Regions from separate parts of the Homo sapiens genome. Here region 2 is linked to region 1. Evidence: chromatin loops called from intact Hi-C (ENCODE). Cell type or tissue: heart left ventricle. All regions are shown on one strand. Links, peaks and the distances in the headings refer to the core of each region. The heading gives the core; the rest is flanking DNA.

Evidence for each region. Hi-C counts contacts between places; a loop is a spot of excess contacts. Peaks named below come from ENCODE experiments on the same cell type or tissue, not always from the same donor. Only the 100,000 strongest peaks of a DNase experiment are listed, where the experiment ranks them.
Region 2: a loop joins it to region 1, with 2.5 times the contacts of the local background. A loop is called at or near these places in 2 of 110 quality-filtered maps.

What each region holds. Positions count from the first base shown.
Region 1 is chr9:105,913,519-105,916,436 of GRCh38, forward strand. No RefSeq gene overlaps it. Among named protein-coding and RNA genes, the nearest start is that of TMEM38B, 220 kb to the left of the region's middle. In heart left ventricle, for the core only: no CTCF peak of the experiment used is centred there; no DNase peak of the experiment used is centred there.
Region 2 is chr9:106,227,522-106,230,439 of GRCh38, forward strand. All of the region lies in intron 3 of LOC107987108 (a long non-coding RNA gene), which reads left to right. Among named protein-coding and RNA genes, the nearest start is that of MIR8081, 370 kb to the right of the region's middle. In heart left ventricle, for the core only: no CTCF peak of the experiment used is centred there; a DNase peak (open chromatin) is centred at 1,584; H3K27ac peaks cover 224 bases.

The DNA.
Region 1 (2,918 bases), core at 321-2,820:
CAAAGCTGACTCTTGTGGGGAAAATCTCCATTCTGAAGAGAATCCCCTTCCTTTTCTTTCCTTTTTCCTAATCCAGGAGAGAATCAACTTTGAGAAGAAACATTTTCAATCTGTTCTCTCTGAAGCCTGCTACCTGGAGACTTCCTCTGCATAATGGGAACTCTGGTCTCCACAAACGCTTTTTTTAACTCAGACATTGCTTTCTATTAATTCTGAGGCGTTAGATAATAATTTAACTTTTTCAACCAATTGCTAATCAGAAAATCTTTGAATCTGCCTGTGACCTGGAAGCCCCTGCTTCCAGCGTCCTGCATTTCCAGACCGAAGCAATGAACATCTTACATGTATTGATTGATGTCTTATGTCTCCCTAAGATGTATAAATTCAAGCCCTATCTTGACTACCTTGGGCACGTGTTCTCAGGATGTCCTGGGGCTGTGTCATGGACTGTGGTCACTTATATTTGGCTCAGGATAAATCCCTTCAAAATATTTTAGAGTTTGACTCTTTTTGTTGATAGTAGAAACAGCTAGCTTTAAATGAGCATTTCCTACCTGCTAGCTTCAGAGTTATATTATCTTGTTCATTTTTCATATGAATTTCATATGAGTGAGATGTTTACTTTTACCTCCCAATGAGGAAACCAAGGAATAGAAAAGGTAAGTATCTTGCTCAAGGTCCTGGGATTAGTAATTGGTATTGCTGAGGTTTGAACTCAGGCTGTCAGGTACTGCTTCTATGCTGCTGATAAATGTATTCTTTAAATGAGTATTATTTTGCTCTGAAGAATCTCTGAGTACTGATGAACTTGTGTTAGAAACATGCTGTTTCCTTCCCAGTCCCTGGAGAACAATGTCTGTTAGGAGTTACATGCATAGTGTCTCCCCAGCCATGAGGAGGGTCTTTCTGATGGTCAAGCTCGATCATTGCAGGCCCATGGAGACCCCCACTGTGGTGCAGCTCTGCATAAATAAAGATCAGCACAAGTGAAACTGCCATTGAGCTAACAAAAGAAATTGATTACAGAGAATTGCATTGAAAGGATTGTAAGTTAAAGACACGGACTTGCTAAAGCAAAGCTATTCTGAGTTAAACAGTGTTCATCACTAGTAAGAAATAGAAAAAAATAATTTTTTAAGGAGCCATTTGTATAAGTCACAATTTTTTCTAATCCCTGTGATTTTCTCCAAATACACATCACTAACGAAATAGTTTTGTTTCCTTACCCACCCATCTTTTTTCTTTTCTGATTTCAGTGCAAAGTTAGAATAGGGAAAGGAAGTGATGGTCCTTTATTGGTTTAAAAATACTTAAGTGTTTTTACACTGTGGGAAACTTGGATTTTCATTTAATGCAGTGGAAAGAACACTGGGTTGTGTTAGAGATTTGGCTTCCAGTCCTGGTTCTGTGTGATGGAAATGTGTTTACCTTGAGGGAAACACATTCCTTCTCTGGGTCTTCTATTCCTCATCTGTTGGGGTTGGTGAAGGTGATTTTTAAAGTTGTCTAAGTCTGGATGCCACATGTCAAAGCAGGTCAAGGCAAGGCAAGGCAAGTCCATTTAGTCAATCAATACCATTGGAGTTCCCATTAAGCATCAGACCTTGTGCTGGGTGCGGGAGTACCAACAGTGAAAACAAAGACATGGAGCTTCAGGCCAGTGTAGTTGTAGCTGGGATTATATCCTACCACTGTGTGGGATTATATCCTACCACTGTGTAGGATTATATCCCACCACTGCCTCTCGCTAGCTAGGGAATCACAGTTCCGTTGTTTTGCTTTTGTGCTCCATTTTCCTCATGAGACTGTTGTGCTAACAAATGTATACATGTCAAGAGATTTCCATGGTGCCTGGCACTTAGTAAACATTTAAATAACATTGGCTTTTACTAGAATTATTATTGGAGGAGGGAGGCAGATGCTAATCAAATAATCACATATAAGCATAACAAAATCAATTTCCTAAATGTTCTGAGAAGGATTTCCTGTTATCAGAAGGATTTCCTTAGCCTGGGAAGTAGTGATTGAGGTTAAGCTCTGAAGGATAAGTTCATTAGTTGAAGGGAGAGTTGAAGGGAGAGTGGAATAGAGTCTTAGGGAGGTGGAACAACATAGCAAAACTTCTATAGAGGGCAGAAGCACAGATTTTTGGGAACTTAAAATAGGCCAGAACAAAGAAGAACAAGGAGAAACATGGCAAGAAAGGCATTTAGAGAGGGGAACAGGGACCATTTGAGCCTAAGATGTTAGAAAACTGGTTTTTCATTTGCTTAATGGAGGTCAGGGTTCCAGTTACAGCCATGTCTCTGATACCCTGAAGTGCTGTTTGACAGGGTTTTGGCTTTCTTTAGGGTAGAATCTAGGAGGAACCAGCTTCTGAGTGACACTGGGACAGTACATGTGATGAGTGATGGCTCAGAAGGGTTGGTATCACCTGGACCGTCATGTTCTTAGGTCATGCTTCAGGGACCAAAGTCCCAGACTTAGGTCTCATCATTTCAATGCCCTCTTCAATGTCCTATGGCTGGTCAGATCTGAATAGAGATGAAAGGCCAAACTGAATTTTTCCCTGTCTATAGGGAGACAAGTCTTAACAGGCCTTCAGCTATTGGGATCACATTCATTATTTAAGAATCTGAAAAAACTTGGGGATTATCTATCTAGAGAGATGCATCTACATGTTTGAACCCAAATTTGAGTGCATTTTTAGGTTGGGTATGTAGGTCCCCATGAAACTCATTCATGGTCCCAGTTATATATCCTTTCACTGTGTCTTAGTGCATTTAGTGTTGCTATAAAGAAATATCTGAGGCTGAGTAGTTTATAAAGGAAAGAGGTTTATTTGGCTCATGGTTCTGCAGGCCGTTCAAGAAGCATCATGCTGACATCTGCTCAGCTCCTGGTGGGGGCTTTTGTGT
Region 2 (2,918 bases), core at 137-2,636, 310 kb after region 1:
ATATAAGGTAGCAGCTGCAGCATTGTGGTTAATTCTGCCAACTCTGGGATCGCACAACCTGAATGCAGATCTCACCTCCACTGCATACTGGCTGTAGGTCCTTTGCATAAGAAATATAATTTCTTATTACCTTGTTTATAAAATGAAGGCATATATAATGATGTTACTCATTTCACTGGATAGTCTATGCACAAAGAGAAGCAAAATTGTGACGTGATTTTAATTTTAGTTGCTGGAGACAGATTGCTTGGGTTTGTATTTCTGTCTTACCATCTTCTACCTGTGTGACTTTGAGCAAGTCACTTAACATTTACCACAGGTTTTAGAAAGGCAATCATTTCTTAAGCAAATGGTTAAATGTCCTATTTTTATGATATTTTTCAACTGTCATCTTTGAGTAGCTGTAGTTTCAGGTTCTGAGTCAAGAGAATCCATTATTAAAATTATAATTGCTTTCATTTGCATATCACTTTACAGTTTAGTAATTTCCTCGTTGTCACTGGCCAGTCCTTTTGAGATTTTCTGTGGAGTCACCAATGGAATAGTGGTAACTAAAATATTTCAGCAGCTAGAACTGACAAATTGATGGTCAATGTTTATCTTGTACCTCCTTCCTATAAGCACATGTTATAGAGACAGCTATTACACAGTAGAAATTACTTGGAAAGAAGAGTTCAATGACCTGGGTTTAAATCTTAATCCTGTCATTTATCAGTGAGGTGGCTTGGTAAATTGCTTAAAATCTTTTGACCCTATAGAGTTTCATGTATAAGCATCATTATTGAAAATGCATATACAGATGGATCAACTGGAGCTTTGGAGGTCAGGGAAAATCCAGAAAAAAGGAAGAGAAGGAAAGATTCTCTGGAAAAGAAAAATAGTCCTATAATATCTGATTAATTTTTCAAGTTACTCTCTGTATATGCAACTCAGGGACTAGGAATTCTCTGATGTTGGCCACTTCTGTATCCTTAATTTTTAAAAAGCTAATAAGGGCTCAGGAAGTCTTCTCCAAGGTAGTATCCAATAACACTTCCTCCTTTCCCCCTTTCAGGGTGCAAAGGAATCTAGTGAAAGCATGTTAATTTTGGAGTCACTAAATCTGAGTTCAAGTTCCAGCTCTGCTCCATTCTAATTATGTGATCTTGAGTAAGTTAAGTAACCTCAGAGGTTCCAGCTTCTTCATGTGTCGTAAAGTCATTGAAAGGCTTCATAAATGAATGTGGACCTCCCCACACAGATCTTGGCATATAGCAAAGGCTCAATGTCCCTTTTGTTCTGTATTTCCTTTCTTCTTTCCTTCCATCAATTGGTCTTTCCTTCCTCTCACCCTCCTTTCTGCTGGCTCCCCTGACCCTCTGCTCCTTTGACTAAGTGGATTCAGTTCTGGAGACAGAATGGCTTATGGTTCATTTCAGGACACAGATATTTTGAGCTGTTTGTTTTCCAGCTTACAGTCATGTTTTCCAATTCAGGTTACGTTTCCTGCTGGAAAACTGGGCCCTCACAAGAGCTTTTGGCAGTCACAGACTGATTTGGTTGAGAACTATCCCTTCCTTGGCAGGCAGTTGAGGAGAGCCACTCTGTGTGTGCGGGTGGTAATTCACACTCCTTCTCCGAGGTTGGACTGCTCCCCAAAGCCACTACCCACACAGCTCCATCTCCCTTGATATAGAGACACCCTTTTCCAGCTTAATGGTTATATGCTTCCTTGGAAGTAGAATGCAGAAGGACTGAAATAGATAAAGCTTAGCTTTGCTCATCTTCTTTGTCAGAAGCTGGGTATGAACTATTGGGCTTTAAAGACCCTGGAAAGGAGATGATGGGGAGAAAAGCCTCAGCCATTCCTGTAATTCTGTGGAAATTGATGCTCATTTACTGGGACATCCCGTGGTTCCTAGACCTTGCCTCTTATTAGTCTCTGCTGGCTTTGATACTTGATACTGGATTTATCTGAAACTTGGGTGGTCATACTTGGTACTGCCTACACTTTATGTCCCTTCCTAGTCTTGTTTCCCAGTGCTAATTACCGTCTCTTGCCTTCCAGTCCAGAAGAGCTTGCTAGTGTTTTATCTTAGCCTTTTTTTTTTTTTTTTTTTTTTAGTCTTCCCTTTAATGTTTCCATCTTGAGCCTAATTTAACATGTCTGAAAACAAACACAGTAACTGTATCCCAGCTTTTCCTGTCCTCCTCAGTTCAGGGAACACCATCATTAGCCCAGGAGTATAAGCTGGAGACCTGGGGATTATTTTAGATTCTTCCATGTTTCTTTCTGTCCTCAGTCATCTAGAACTGGCCAGTTCCTAAATATCTCTTGAATTTTTTTCTTCCTAATCTCAATTTCCCAATTCCACTACTCAGGTATAGACTTTATTATTTCTCATTTTTATTATTGCAAAATCCTTCTGTGATTTTTAATCTTATATATCAACTTGGCTGGCCAAGGGATACCCAGATAGCTGGTAAAACATTATTTCTAGGTGTGTCTGTAAGATTATTTTCAGAAGAAATTAGCATTTGAATCAGTTAGCTAAGTAAAGAAGATCTGACCTCACTGACATGGGCAGGTATCATCTAATTTGTTGAGGACCTGAATAGAACAGAAAGGTGGGAGAAGGGCTAATTTTTTCTCTCTTTTTCTCCCTCTCTCTTGGCTTGAGCTAATACATCCATCTTCTCTTAACCTTGGACATTGGAGCTTCTGGTTCTTAGACCTTTAACCTTGGACTGAAACTTATACCATTGGTTCTTCTGGTTCTCAGGACTTTCGACTTGGTCTAAGTTTCACCGCTAGCTTTCTTGGTTTTCCAGCTTGCAGATGGCATATCATGGGATTCCTTGGCCTCCATATTTATGTGAGCCAGTTCCCATAGTAAATCTCCTCCTATATATCTTTATATAGCCTGTTGGTTCTGTTT